Linked DNA regions of Homo sapiens: region 2 is linked to region 1. Evidence: chromatin loops called from intact Hi-C (ENCODE). Cell type or tissue: IMR-90. All regions are shown on one strand.

Evidence for each region. A loop is a pair of places that touch in the nucleus more often than their neighbours do. Peaks named below come from ENCODE experiments on the same cell type or tissue, not always from the same donor. Only the 100,000 strongest peaks of a DNase experiment are listed, where the experiment ranks them.
Region 2: a loop joins it to region 1, with 3 times the contacts of the local background. A loop is called at or near these places in 3 of 110 quality-filtered maps.

What each region holds. Positions count from the first base shown.
Region 1 is chr20:6,462,803-6,470,802 of GRCh38, reverse strand. All of the region lies in intron 2 of CASC20 (cancer susceptibility 20), which reads right to left. Among named protein-coding and RNA genes, the nearest start is that of CASC20, 40 kb to the right of the region's middle. In IMR-90, no CTCF peak of the experiment used is centred here; no DNase peak of the experiment used is centred here; H3K27ac peaks cover 902 bases.
Region 2 is chr20:6,572,684-6,580,683 of GRCh38, reverse strand. No RefSeq gene overlaps it. Among named protein-coding and RNA genes, the nearest start is that of CASC20, 150 kb to the right of the region's middle. In IMR-90, no CTCF peak of the experiment used is centred here; DNase peaks (open chromatin) are centred at 1,083 and 4,393; H3K27ac peaks cover 1,614 bases.

The DNA.
Region 1 (8,000 bases):
CCTCATATCATTTCTTTTGCCTTCTAAATAGGATCATGAAGATACCCAATCATAGAACTATCTCTGTACCAAATCATAAAATTGCTTCCCAACAGCCTCTACTTAAAAGCAAAGCTCTCCTTCCTTAAACCCTTCCTAAGATCACCCAGCACAAGCTAAAATCCCATAAGTCCTTTCTAGCACCCACTTAGCGAGACACTGAAAGGTTTCCCATGCCGTTGTCTTCCCTGTTGAGTTTATTTTAAGCTGATAACAACTTAAGTTCAATCACATCCAACTCTACACTTCTTATTATGCCCTCTTTACACTTCGTTATTGATGGCACAATTTACATCTACTTGTATTGTGTATCTCTTAACATTACTATATTTAATACTTTTATCTTTTAATTAGTATACTAGAATTAAAAGTGATTTGCCCACCACTGTTACACTAATAGAATATTCTACATTTGTCTATATATTTACCATTAGCAATGAGTTTTATACTTTCTCATGCTTCATGTTCCTGTTTACATTTCAAGTTGAAGAACTCCCTTTAGCATTTCTTGATTAGAAAGTCAATGGATGCTTGTTAAGTTGAATAAGTTCTCATTCCACTTTAGCCTGACATTTTCATCAAATTAAAGAACTGAACCCTCTCTAGTGATAGTAGTTATGTTCTCCATGCAATATAATACAGATACAGGTTACTACATCTTGAAAACTCAGATCTAGAGTTTTCTAGTAAGTAGAAAAGGGAATTTACAAACAAAATGTTGACTTTCATATTTTTAAATGACCAACAGAAACTACAACTTACAGAATTGATAACATCCTCTCTAGAAAGAATGCCAAAAGACAGAATAAATATCAAATGATACATACTGTGTTTGCTTTAGGAAGGGCAAGATGGAATGGTCGTTGGCTGAGGAATTTATAGGGTGACTAACAAGCATCGAGGAGGCTGTATACCACAATAATTAAGCACTGAGGTTCTGTAATCAGGAAGAACCGTTCAAATTCTGCTTTCACCACTTAATAGCTGTGTGTCTTGGGCATTACTTTACCTCTTTGATACGGCACTTGCCTAACACCTGACAAGCTCTCAACAAATGTCTAGAAAATTGTTCTTAACCAAAAATAGTTGCCCATTTCCCCGTCTTCCTGAAATGTTTACCATTAGTCTCTCCTTTAGGTGGGAAAATAGAAGCCCGCTATGGGAATTAAAATGTTATTTAACAGGTTTAACTAACTTTGCCATTCATTTTCAGAATGTAATACTGTAGGGTAAAGATGTACCATTAGAATATTGGATATCTAAGGAGAAGAGGAGGATATAAAAATTGGAAAGAAGAGGCATGGAAAATAAACATACATTTCTCAGTTTTTCCTAGGGCCATCCAGTTCTCACATAAGCCCCACCAAACACCCAATAAAAACTTGGTTCAAGACAGCTGAAAGAGAAACAGAAGGAACACATGTGTTTCTACATTTATAAACAAAAGCATGATGTAGCTCAAGCTTTGGGAGTCACTTGTACTTCTGTAATATTTTAATATCTTCCTTAGCCTAAGTTTCTTTTTTTCTATTTCAAAGAAATGCAGAATGAAAACAAAATTTAGTGAGCTTCCAAAACATTGTGCTAAGTGAAAAGAGCCAGTCGCAAGGAACCACATATTTTATCATTCCATTTATTTTAAATGTTTAGAATCGGCACATCCCTAGGGTCAGGAAATAGATTCGAAGTTGCCTAGGGCTGGGGTTAAGGGACAGAGGAATTGGAGGAAGTGAGGAGTAGTGTGTAAAACCTCAGAAGTGCAGGGGTTCTGTAAAATAATTCAGTTAGTTTTATTTGCATATATTATTTATAGAGAAAGAAAACATTAACAGGAAATGACTCAAGCATGTCATGCAAAGTTGCCTATAATTTTTCTTTTACATTCCCCTTCCCTGTGTAGAGAGCTATATGTAAATATGGAAGTAAGCAATGGGCAAATCATTCAATTAATATTGGTCCTTGCAGGCATAATGCTTTCAGTGTGGAATTGTAGACAGATATTAAGCAAATAAATATTCAAATCAAAAAAAGTAAGTACAATATTGTGTTGAATGATCATGACAAAGATCAATTATTGGGCACTTGGCCAACTCAGCCTCCTAGTACTGCATTCCCCATGCTATTTATGCTTCTGTGGCTGCTCTGGGCATGTCTTGTCATCAAGATACTAAGTGCTTTGAGATAGAAGCTGTGCCTTATTCATCCCTGGGCCCAGTGCTCAGAACAGTAGCATGCACAAAATAGATTCTTAATACATGTAATTGACAGCATAACCCAAATATAAAAATCCTGTTATTACTGGAAATACAGACTTTGGCTGAAAATATTGAGAGAGGCTGCCCTAATCAATTGCATGCCTCAACAAATTGACTAAATATAGTCATTCCTCACTACCTGTAGGGGCATTGACTCTAGACCCACTGCAGATAACAAAACCTGCATATGCTCAAATCCCTTATATAAAATGCAACATTATTTGCATATAACCTACACACATCCTCCCTACTTTAAATAATTTCTAGATACTTACAATACATAATACAATGCAAATCCTATATAAATAATTGTCATACTATATTGTTTAGGGAATAATAACCAAAAAAAGTCTGTACATGTTCAGCACAAATACTTTTTATTTTCCAAATATTTTCAGTCAGTGGTTCCTTGAATCCATGGATGCCAGAAGCCATGAATATAGACAACCAACTGGATATCCAAACAGAGAATATGCAACTCCTTATTAATAAGCCACTTTTTAAATATTTAGCTAGCTATTACTAATTATAAGTGTCTATGACTTCCATAGTATTCTTTTTCCTCTCTCTCCATGTGAGACATAAATTGTAGCTTCTGCATTTAGAGTCTGATTTTTTTCTTTTTTCCTGAAGAGGCAAACTCAATCAATGTTTCTCAAATTTTAACGTGCACATGAATCCTCTGGGGAGCTTGTTAGACAGCAGGGTCCGATTCAGTGGATCTGCATAGGCCTGAGAGTCTGTGTCACTAATGAGTTCCCAGCTGATACTGATACAGCTGGCCAGAGACCACTCTTTAAATAGCAAGGCAATAAATCTCAGCACAGGATCTCTGGTGGTGCTTCCATTACAGGGGAACCCTTTCATTTATTATAGTGCCAAAGTAGCCTCAAGTTCTTCAAATAGAAGTGTAAAATCAAGCTTTAAAATGGAGACTTTTTTTTTACACAGTGATTTTATTTTATTTTATTTTATTATTTCGAGATAGAGTCTTACTCTGTTGCACAGGCTGGAATACAGTGGCATGATATTGGCTTTCTGCAGCCTCAACCTCCTGTGCTTAAGGCGATCCTCCCCCCAGCTTCCTGAGTAGCTAGGACTACAGGTGCATGCCACCACACCCAGCTAAATTGTTCATTTTTTGTAGAGATGAGGTCTCACTATGTTGCCCAGGCTGGTTTTGAACTCTTGGGCTCAAGGCACCCTTCTGCCTCGGCCTCTCAAAGTACTGGGACTACAGGTGTGAACCACCATGCCCAGCCTACACGATGATTTTAAAACATTCAAATTGGGGAAATTTTATAGGAAAATCCAGGTTTTTAGCTTGTCTTAAAAAGTCAGCAACACTGCTCCACCCTCCCTGCTTCCCACAAGACACAAAGATACAATGTCTTGTTGTCCATGGTCTCCAGACCACTGGCCTCTATAGATACAGAGGGCTTTGTCCCCTGTCTAAACATTAAGGAAACAAGAAACTAGTTCAGAACTCTGCTGCCTTCTCTAACAAGGCTAACAAAAGGAGGCACAATGATGGGGATCATTTATACTCCAGGTGTTGGTCATTGTAAGATAAAATGTTGGGTGACCTTACAGAAATTTGGCTTTAAAGTTTAAATCTGGGTTCTTGAAAACTCTCTTTGATATGTTATGTTTTCAAAAAGAAAATATTTGAAATTCAAAAAGAAAAGTAAAAGAAACCGAGACTCATGTGAGAAACATTGAGCAATTTCTAGAAAAATCAAAATGTATTTGAATTCCTTGAGTTCATAGTGTCCCGGTTGGGAATCTAGGACCTCACAGTCTCTGGGCTTTGCCCAGCCTTGTTGACTTACCCATGGTTTCATTTTGATAAAAATAAATTCCAGTGTTGTTGAAATCATGGTAAACAAATTCCTCCTCATATCGCTTCCTGTTTTCCCTTCACTTAGGACCTTGTTCTTTGTTTATGGAAGGTTATGAAATTTTCTGACTCAATGCATTCTATTGGTGGAGCTTCATAGAGAGACATTCTTATCACTTCTGCTCAGCAGAACTTGGGGTGACATCAAAAATGTCTCCACCACTTACTCAAAAATCCTCAAACCAAAAAGCACATAGTAAGTCTTTGCTGTGAACGTTAAACAACATACCCAACATATGTTATTGTATGCTTTCCCTGTGAGAGCCAGAATTAAAAAGCATACTGACTGAATGTGTAATGTGGGGGAAAAAACTATGACACTATGAATCAAACTCCTGGTGACTTCCAGGCAGTAAGTACTATTTGAATATAAATACTTGGACATTTTTTCATTTATTGAGGGTTGTCTGAGGCTAGATTTCCCAGAAGCAAAGGGATGTGAGAAAGCGTCCAAGTGCACGTTGATTCACTGGGAGGCAATCCCAAGAAGCACTGGGCAGAATGGGAAAATGAGGTAGCAAAAAAAAAAAGGAAGTGAATAAATATTATGTTCTTAGGCAAGTTACCTCTGTGGGCACCTGGAGCTTAATCTAACTGGAAAACTCCTGGAGACAGTGCGTAATACATTCCTCAGAGTTACTCTACCCAAGGGGCAAGGAAGCCAGGGTATTTATACACAACCCCCCATGCTTGAGAGTTGCTTCTCCAGCATTAACTCTTTGGCATTTCTGACTTGCCCTGTTCCTGAGTCTAGTGGGTACCTTCAGTCAAAAAAGCCCCAAGGAGAGTGGCAGGTGTCAGCAAAGTCACCTCCAGCATGTAGAGGTGAGTGCTGAGAGGATGTGAGCAGAGCTCTAAATGCACCTGCTACAAGGGCCATCTGGTGACATACACTTACCTAGGCATTGGGATGAGCAATGAACACACAGCAACAGACAAGAAAAACAAGGCCACTGCCTTCAGTAAAGGACATCAGAGAAGATTTCTCTAAAATGCTGACATTTTAGCTGACTTTGATAAGCATGAATCAGCTATGCAAAGATGTAGGGGAAAGCATTCCAGGCAGAGGGAACAGCAAGTCTAGAGGCCCTGACATGGGAGCAAGGGGCATATTAAAGGAGCAGAAAGCAAAGGCAGGTCCGTGTTGCTAGATTGTAGTGGATGGGAGAGTGGCAATTGTTGGGAGGGAGGTCATGGATCTAACCCTGGGTACAACGTGAAGCCAGTGGAGGCTCTACGCAAAGCGAGCAATAATCTGATTGACAAGGACACACACTATGTGGCTGCCATTAATGCCATCCCCACATGTCCAGGTGAAGCGGACTGTCCATTATGGCTTTGATAGTTCATTATAGTTCATTGTTGACCGTTGCTTGAATGGCACAGATTATCTGCTTACAAAAGTAGAGCCTGAGACCTACATCCCCAAAGGGGAGTGAGGAGTTTGGGAGACCGAGAAAGAGAAGGAGGACATGCCAATATAAGGGGTATTATTGAGGTCACCTATATGGGCAATTGAGACCTGTTTTTTACACTTATAATCAGTGCGTAGTAAACATGTTTAATGACTGAATGAGCCAATAGAATTAGCAATGGAGATAGAGGGTCTTTGAGCTTCCTGATTAGTCACTTGTTTGAATTCAGGATGAGAAGCAAAGCCAAAAAAAGGAACCAAATAGAATGAATATTAGAGTTTATTTGGAAAGGGAAACCTGAATGTGAGCAGCTTTTGGTGGGTAAGGATTCTGTCTTCTGAGACATGTTAGCAGGTTCCAACTTTCAGGGATTTATGTCACTGAATGTCAAGGTGATGAAAAGTAACAGCTACCACAGCTGTTGTTTGTTAAGCCTCCTGCTGAAAGAAACATCTCCACATAGATGTTTTTCAGACATGCTAAACTTAACGTATTCAAAACCAAACCCCTAATTTCCACCAGACACTTCAAATATTCTTCCCTCAATCTTTCCTGTCTCAGCTAATGGAATTCTCCTGGACTCTCCTTTCTCATACCCATCAGTAAATCCTGTCATCGCCTGCTTCAAACTATAGCTGAAGTCAAACCACTTCTCCCCATCGAGGATCTCAGCTCTCCATTCCAAGACACCATCATTGCGAGTCTCAATTTTTGCAACAGCTTTCTCCTATTCCCATCAGGATAATTATATCCCACCAATATCAATTTCCTGGAAGTCTTCTCTGGCCTTTAACTTTATGACAGGCTGAAAGGTCATGATTCTGCATAGCTGTTCTTCAATAGAGGCACAAACTGTGTTTGCAGCATCACTCGGGGCCTTCTTCAATTTATTCTCAACTTTGTTCCCGGTCTCTTGGCTTCCACTCAGCTCTGAATTTCACCTCCTATTTCTAGATTTGCTCATGCCCCCTGGATATGTTGAGTAAGCCCGGTTTCCCTAAATAGATCTTTGCTATTTTGGAGTACAAAATTTATTCCACACTGATCTTCCTGGGCCATTATTCCTTAAGTCCCCTAAGTTAGGCTAGCATCTTTGCTCCTGTTCCCTGCATACAAATCAGATACCACCCCAAATAACAAACATCCAAGCACAGTATAATTTCCAAGGGAAAAACCACATGCTCAGGAGTAAGGATCAAGTTAAGGGTTTTCTTGAGACAAACAAGGACTAAAGGACTTGGTGGCTGTACCCTTCTTCACTTTAGATAGGCATCCTTGTATGTCAGCTCCTGAATGTTTGGGCATTTAATTCCCTAGAAGATTTTCTAGCTGTCAGAAATTACTAGAATTACCAGTCTTTTTGAAGGAGGTCTGTAAAAAAGACTGCCACCACCAAAACTGGGAAATTAAACATTAGCAATCAGACAATCTTTAATCTGTTAAATATGTATCATTCATATTCTAAGGAACCTACCATTATAACATTGCATCATTCTCAGTTGGAAGCACCAATTTAGGTAATTTATCCTGAGATGAGATGTGGTACTCTAAAAACTAGCAATATGCTACGCATTTCTACTTTTTAATTTTTGCATACATGTAACCCGAAATTAAGAAAAAGAGAACTAGGTGTTTTGCTTGCATAACTAAGAGTACCCCTAGTCCAGTACATCATGGAGAGTTGTATTCCAAATTCTTTGATGGCCAGGGTTCCTTATAATAATAAAGGAAATTATAAGTCTTTCCATGTTCAAAGTTATGTTTCCAATTTTTTATACTCAAAATGGATATAAATAAGTATAAAATTCCTGAATTAAACTTATTTTCTTTGAAAACTTTGTAGGCTTTATTCTCCTGAATTATGTTGTATTTCTTGTGATTTACCTATCTTATTCATTAGTTTGAAAGGTTTATTTATATTGCTCTAAGTAGCTAGAATTTATTCATTTTTATGTTCTATAGTATTCCAATATTGATTTATCCATTCTACTATTAATAGACAAGTGGGATGTTTTTCTTTGGTAGCCAAAACAATACAAACAATGTTACCGTGAACATTCATATTATCTCTTGCAGTAAATGTGCAAAAGCTCCCCTAGCATCTAGACCTAGCAAGAGAATGGCTAGATCATAATGTGTGCCCATTTTGGACTACATTACATGATGTCAAACTGTTTTCCAATGTGGGTATAAAAAACTCCCACTCCCACTAGCAGTGTAAGAGTTATCATTGCCCCACTCTTCACAGCCCTTCATATTATCTGAGAGTATATATATATATATATATATATATACACATATATATATGTATATGTATATATACATATATATGTATATATACATATATATAAAAAACTTTTATATATGTATATATATAAAAAACTGTTTTAT
Region 2 (8,000 bases), 110 kb before region 1:
GTAAGAACACATCTGGGGATGCAGCTGACCTTTAGGGAGATGACCTCATCTCTGCCTCCTATTACATGCGCTCAAAGTGACTTTGAGAATCCCAGCCTTTTGCTCAGTAGCTATCTTAACAACATGATTCTCAGAAGCATCCTTGAAGGGTTGCAACCCACACTACCACAGGCAAAGTTTCTCCTGCCTTTTGGGGAACACAGAATGCTTCACTCTGAGGGGATGCAGGCTGAACTACATGGCCTTGAGGTCCCTTCCAAGGCTGGGATGGCAAGATATTTGCAGTCCTGGTCTTTCCTACCCAACGTTCCCTATCTTCGTAGATGTTTCTGTGCTGCTTTAGCATGTATTGACAGAAGTAGTGGTGCTCCAGGGAGCCATTGGGCTGCTGCTAATAAGGCATCATGATACATTCTGTAACCAGAGGTGGATGTTGATAAAGACTTGGTGCATTTTTGTGGGTTGCAGTTTGGCTAATTAGTACAATTAGATCATTCTTTTTATTCATGAATGCAGATGATTATATGTCATCTTTATTCTAGTTTGTGTTAAGATGTTGCACAAGAAAATAAGATAAGTCCCGAAAAATCCAGAACACTGAAGAGTCTTTCTTTTGGGAAGATTATTGTAGATTTGGCACAAAACTATGTATTGAAGCATTCCAATGCCTTCATGGGAGAATTCTTCTGGAACTCTTTATTTCCACATGTGGCCCAGGATCCAAATGTGGAAGGGCTAATTGTTGACCAAAACGGAGTCTCTGGAAAAGAGAAAGCAATAAGAATACGCAGATACAGAGTGAGGAAGTCTAACTTTATGAATAAAGTGATGAGGCCACTGCCTAGGTAACAGAGGGACAGGATAGGAGGGCCATCCTGACACCTGGCTCAAGGGAGGGGAAGGGGCTTCACAGTGGGCTTGGGCAGTGACAAACAAAGTCTTTTTCAGAGCAGTAGGTCTCAGGCACTTCGGCAGCGTGGTAGAGGTGACAATTCCAAAGGAGGCAGCCACAGTGGTGCTAGCTGCCCGAAGGTCTCAGAGAAAGCAACTAAGCCTACGCCATAAGTTGTGCAATGCAGACTGTCTTAAGTTTAGATTCTCCCAGAAACTGGTCACGAGACAAGAATGTGAGTACAAGTAATTTATTTGGAAGATGCTCTCACAAAACACTGGGAAAAGAAAGGAAAAATGATACAGGTAAGGGAAAGCAGTCAATAGAAGGTATGCTGTTAAGCAAATTACCACTGTGGGTAACTGGAGCCCAGTTCAACTGGGCATCTCTGGGGGACAGTATAGAGCATACGTTTCAGTCATCTGGCTCAAGAGGCAAGGGAGTTGAGTATCCACCAACTCCCATCAGTCACTGGCTGAAGGATTCTCCTAGAGAGTTTTACCTTCTCAGCATTTTCAGCCTGCCCTGCACAGATGGTAATTTTATTATTTATTTATTTATTTATCATGTGTCATTTTTTATTGATTAATTATCATTTATTTTATTTGACATTTATAATGATAAATTTTATGACCCTGGGTCATCAGACAGAGTTCTCAGTCATGGTGTCACGACTTCTTCTTCCTCCAACTCCGTCAACTCTCCCTCTCTCACCAACCTCAAAATGTCTGATTGAATTTCTTAGGGATGTCCACTCTGCCAAGTGAGTAACCATGATATTTATATTATTCAAAAGGGGTACAGTTGCAAAGACAGTGTTCTTAGAAAGGCCCTTGTCGGGACCACTAGCACTTTAATAGCTAGTTGCAGACCTCTAGTGAGGTTGAATAATTACAATCAAGGAGCTATAGCCGTTTCCATGACCGCACTTACATTTCTGCAGAAAGGCCCATTTCCCTCCCCATCCCCCATGACAGTTCACTTTGTATTAATTATAGATTACATGCTTCAGCCCTCTATCATTATGCTAGCACATTCTCATAAAGAATGGTACATTAACCATAAAAAAAAAAAGAAAGGCCCTTGTCAATTATCTTAGATACCCAGCCTTTATTCTTAGCCATTAGGCCACCCCCACCCACTGCCTGCCACCATCAGTGCTTTAGATGAACTCTCCTATTTAATCCTCACTAAATCCTATGAGTTAGATGCTCTTTTAACGATCAACTCCAATGCAAGGATGAGGAAAATGTGACTTGGGTTAAAGAGCTTTCCAAAGCCACACAGCAATTCATAGGCCTGTCTACCCACTAATCTAAGATTCTCTATGATCACATTCTCCTGCCTCCAGTTACTTTCAGATAATCCAGGGTGTCTCCATAGGATGGCATAGACACACCTGATGGATGGACTCCAAAGACGTCAGAGAAACAAGAAAACAAAAATTCCTCTTAGTATATTTTTCTAAAGTAAGAGTGCTTGTTAAACTGTAACATATGTAAGGAAAAGTGTCCAAATCACAAGTATTCAACTAACTGAATTTCCACAAACGGAACACACAGTGCAGGGTTCAGCAACAGGAACATAAGCAGAACTCAGTAGGCCCTCACCCTCTCCTTACCATTTTTACCATAAAGATCAAACGTTACTATTATCTTGACTTCTAATACCATGGATTATCACTGTATGATTTTGAAATTGTGTAAATGAGATATGTCATGTTATATTCATCAGATTCATCCATGTTGTTGCATGTAGCTGTATTTAATTCATTCTCAGTATCTCATGCATGAATACAGTACAATTTATTCATCCTCTCTGTTGTTCAAGGATGTTTGGGTAGTTTTCAGTTTGAGGCTATTGCAAATAGAAAATTTCTTACCCATGCCTTTTGGTGTACTTATGTATGCATTTCTGTTAGAGATATATATGTGGAGATATGGATATATATATAGATAGATATCCATGCATGCATTTCTGTTGGATATGTGTGTGTGTCTGTGCATTCTCTTGGATATTTATGTGTATTTGTGTATATATATGTATATATGAGTGGAATTTCTGGGCAATATGGTGTGTTCAACTTCAGGGGAAACTTGGATTCAAAAGTCAGGCTTCTCTCAATGAGCTCCCCTCCTTTCCAGGATCTGACTGCTTAGACAGCTTTCTGAGGCATTCAAACACGTGGTGTCTGAATTTTGTTCAGTTTCTAGTTTTTCTCAGCAGGAGGATTTGTCTACTCTAAGTTACAAGTATGCAAAAGCATACTCTTAATGCATTTTAATAATTTACTTACATGCACTTATTTAATCACACATCCTATTTAATGATGTTGAAATAACTATATAGACTATGTAGTTATTATGTAGTATAGACTATAGACAAAAACATCTAAATACAATTGATGTTGCAGTTATTGTGCTGCCAACCTCTTTCCTGACTCTGGTTTGTTTCATTGGGTTTGTATTTTCCACTGCCTTTGGAAGCTGTTTATAGTCTGTCCATTAATTTCAGATTTAGAAACAGATGCATGTTGAAGTATAGATGTTAAGTACCCAATTAGCACCTTTCCATCATTCCTTTGAATCATTAAATGTCCTGAAATCACGCCTCTCTTGCCCTCTGGCCTTTCAAGATTTCTTTTCTCTTGCTACTCTTTCCTGTGGTTTAGGTCTCATTTTTAGTTTGCTTTTGTGCATCAGAATTCCTTGGGGTAGGGGATAGAAGAGCTGTCAAAACACAGATTGCTGGGCCCTACCTTCAGAATTTCCAATTCAGCAGGGCTGGATGAAGCCCAATAATTTGCATTTCGAACAAGTTCCTAGGAGATTCTGATGCTGTTGAGCCAGAAACCACATTTTGAGATAGGCTCTTTAGAGCAATCTCTATTTTTCTCTAGTAATTTTGAAATGTCTTTTCAAAAGAAAGCATTGTGTCTACTCCAGCTGTTTCTAATTTCCTCATGCTGGATTGCGCCCATCAACCGGAGAGTGATAAAACATAGGATTTTAAAAGGGCTGGACCCATGTTCCTCCTGCATCAATTTTAAGAAAACAAAGCAATGGTATAAATAGTTAAACAGGTCCTTCCCCAATAACCAGGAATCAAAAGCTCCTTTTCAACTGAGTTATATTTAAAGGAGCTTTCTTTAAATTTTGGACATATTTGGGAGGAGGGGAATTAAACGGAAGGTTCCTGTACCACTCAAATCTCCCCCTTCCATCATTTAAAAAAATGTCATTTATGACTGCAGGCCTGTGAAGCCAACTTTATTTATAATTCTCAGTAGCCCTCAGGTTCTGGGGCAATCTAAAGACACAAGCCTTTCTTTGTTTTTACATGAAATATCTGTTGAATACACATTTTATGCATATTTGTCCAAATTTAGTCAAAACAACACAAACTCTCAGCTATCAGGAAGTGTATTCTGATGTACAGTAGGTAAAACAAACACGAGGTTGAATTCACACAATGGTATTCATGGCATTTTGTCAACTTTTAAACCTTTACAGTATGTGGTGTACAATAGCAGCCTGAAGTTGCAATGTGCTCCTCTGTAATCAAAGCCCATCTATCCGCAGAAGAGAAGGGTGCAAGGGACTTTTCCCTCGCGTCTGAGATGAAACAGACAGGACTGTTTCTCTGTCTCACTATGCATACTCGGGGCATGACAGTTTCCATGTAAGGGAAAACTGCTGCTTTTAACAGAAGATAAATTAAGCCCTGGGGTTAGAGTGAAACCTTTAAGGTCAGAATTCAGATGATAAGAGCAAATGGAGGTTTCCCCAGCTGTGTCAGAGAGCTAAGCAAGAGGTGAGGTTTATCGGCCTTCCTGCAATGGTGCTAATGAGTGATAAGGAGCTCTAATTTGAAGACGCCCTGGAGCTGTTAAAGTGTGCGTGAAATGCACACAATTCATCAGCAGAGCAATAATCTTCCCCTTACACAAATGGAAAAGCCATTTTTGTGTGCTTGGATTTCTGATCAAAGCCTAGGGGGAAAAGGGGAAAGAGAAACTAAATTTTAGAACACTTCGTATGTGCCAGGAAATATTCTCACCCTTTACCAAGGGTCAGTCAGCTGACAAAATCCTCATTATAACTTCCCAAATATGGTACCATGTTTACAGATGAGGAAACTGAGGCACATAGAAGTTAAATGACACATTCTGTGCCTCAGTTTCCTCATCTGTAGACAAAGCTGATAAATTAAGGAATAGATGTTTAAATCCACACCTGCCTGATTTCCATTCTATTATTTCCCTACTAGCATTGTTCATTCTTCAACATATAATATATAGGACACCCAACTGGCAATTTTTTTCAGGAAATACATATCAGAATGCCGATAAGCATTTTAGGTTGAAAAAGACCTGAGGTGATTCTAACCCATCTCCCCAACCTAAGGCATGCCCTGTGGCTTTACTCTACCCTGGATCAATTGAAAATCATTGGATACATGACAGTGGTGCTTTAGTGAAAAACCATTCGAGTGGGAACTTGGAAGTTTGGATCAGCTCTGCTACTGATAACTGCGTCATTTCAGGCAAATGACTGAAAATGCAACACTTGTTTAATCAATATTTAATTGTTGCACAAAGATTTAGTAGTAACACTTCCCATGTTGCAGGCACTATGCCAGCTGGTGTAGATAGAAGCTTGTATAAGCCAGATTCTTGGCTTGCAAGTTGTCCATGGTCTAGTGAGGAAGCCAGACATATAAACATCTTTGACATTCCCATAATGCAGTATGATAGCATGGATTCCTTCCTATAAGGGATTACGAGAACATGGTTCCAAAAGCTCTTGCTTCTGCCTCAATGGGCAGAGAAGTCAGGGAAACCTCAACAAGAAAGGAGAGAATGGAAGGAGTTTGCCAGGCTGATATGGTGAAGCGCAGAAGGGAGGTTCCATGTTAAGGGAATGGCATATGCAGACATGAGGTCATGTTCATGAAGCTGAATGCCATTTGCTAGAGTTGAATCATTAAGGACATGGCATGTCGTGCTACAGAGTTTGAACTTTATCTTGTAAGTGATGGTGAGACAGGGAAATTTTGTAGAGCCATGAGGTGGTTAAATTTATGTTTTAGGAAAAGCCCTGAGTAGTGTGACAAATGAATTGGAATGAGATGAGACTAGAGGCAAGGAAACCAATCCGGAAGCTGTTACAAAGATTCAGATAAGAGGTGATGTTGGCTTAATCTAGAAAAGGTGTGTGTGTGTGAGGTTCTGGTTTAAGAAAGTGCTGGTGCACTCAAAAGGTGCTGGTTCAGGAGACATTCTTAAAGTAGAATGACCATGCACGTTTCAGCAGTCAACATAATTTGAGAGAGATGGTAGAACAAACTGTGAGGACGTGGTTATGCCTGTTTTGTTCACTATTATGTATGCTACTCTTCACATAGTGTGAGCCACATAATAGTTGCTGCACGAAATATGAATGAATGAATAAATATGTGAATACATGAGTGAATGAGTGATGACTTCCAGGTCTTGGGTTTGGATGAATGCTTGGATCATTAACCAAAATAGGGAAGTAATAGGACAATTCATAGGGTATGAGAAATTGAATTTAGTTTTGAGTATTTGAGATATACATGAGAAATGCACTTGGAAATATGAACGTATAGTTCCAGGAATGGAAATTCAAGACTAAATATTATGGTTTGAAAGTCAGAGATATAGAGACATTATTTCAGTCTACTAGAAAAAATATTACCCAGGCAAAATAGCAAACTGCTCAAGCAATTATTTATTTATCTGCTGATTTATTCCAGATATATTTATTGAGAGTCTTGAGAGAATACTTTGCTTCAGGCTTTGGGCAAAGTTTAAGCAATGAATAGATTCTATTTGGTCTCTGCCTTCAGGATGCATATCACAGTTGCAGAGGCAGTTAAAAAAATAAGGAAACAGACAAATGAGGCAGTTTCAACTTGCCATAAGTACTGCAAAGGACACAAGTGGCTGAGACAGAGAATTAGAAAAGGAAGTCTTCTTGAAGGAGTTGACATTTAATTTAATAAAACAATGGCTGCAGAAGCCTTAGGTGTAAAAGCATTTATCTACTGTGCCCAAGAAATTGAAAGGTAATGGCACATGGCTAGAGATTAGTGAATGAGGTGGAAACAACATTTGAAGAAGTTGATCAGATAAGAAGGAACTAAGTTATCCAGAAACTTTAGGATTTGAGTGAGAATTTCAGTTCTAAAAGCAATGGAAAACCATTGAAGGGTTTTAAGTAGGGAATTATTTAGATTTTTGTTATAAGGTTATACTTTTTAAATGTTAAAAATGAATTGTATGTGTCAGAACTGAAAATAGATAGGTTGAAGATGGTCTCTACCTGCTACTTTATGGGAAGATATAGAGAATGAGGCAACATGAAAGGTGTGAATATATTCTGAAAAACAAAACAAAAAATTATAGATCTCTTTGTTTATGTATATGTATGTATGTGTATATATATATATATATATATAAAATGTAAAATTCAAACAGAATATTTTAAGAAGATATAGTTGTAACATAGAATTTAGTAAAAATGTTAGGTCAGGGAGTAAAGAAATAATGCTAATATTATTAGTATTAAATTATATTTCAGAATCTTTAAAAATGATTATCCATCTTGTTAATATCTAAGCCTCACTTTTTTCAATTTTTCTTAGTTGTTTTTTGAATGTGTCTCTTAAGTAGCTTGGGTTTTACAAATTCAGTCAATTAATCCAGAACCTTGTAGGAGGTGAATTTAAACTGTTTATATTTGTTTTAATTACTAATATATATGGGCTTATTTCAGCTATCTTATGTTTTTATACTTACTAAGATTCGTTTGCCTATTTGTTCTCATTTCATGCCTTCAGTTTTACAATTTCTTTAGTTTTCTCTATGCTAGTTTGGAAGCTGCGCATTATACAGCCAGTCTGTTCATTAACATGCACAGGTAGCTTTACATATTTTAACAAGCTCTGTAGTTAATCAACATCTCTGTCCTCCTAGCAAGGTAAAAAATGTATATGGATATTTCACAGTTCACTTCGCTTTAAGCACAAACTAAGTCAGTTATTACTATTATCATTCATATTACTAAGTACAATGGATTTACCA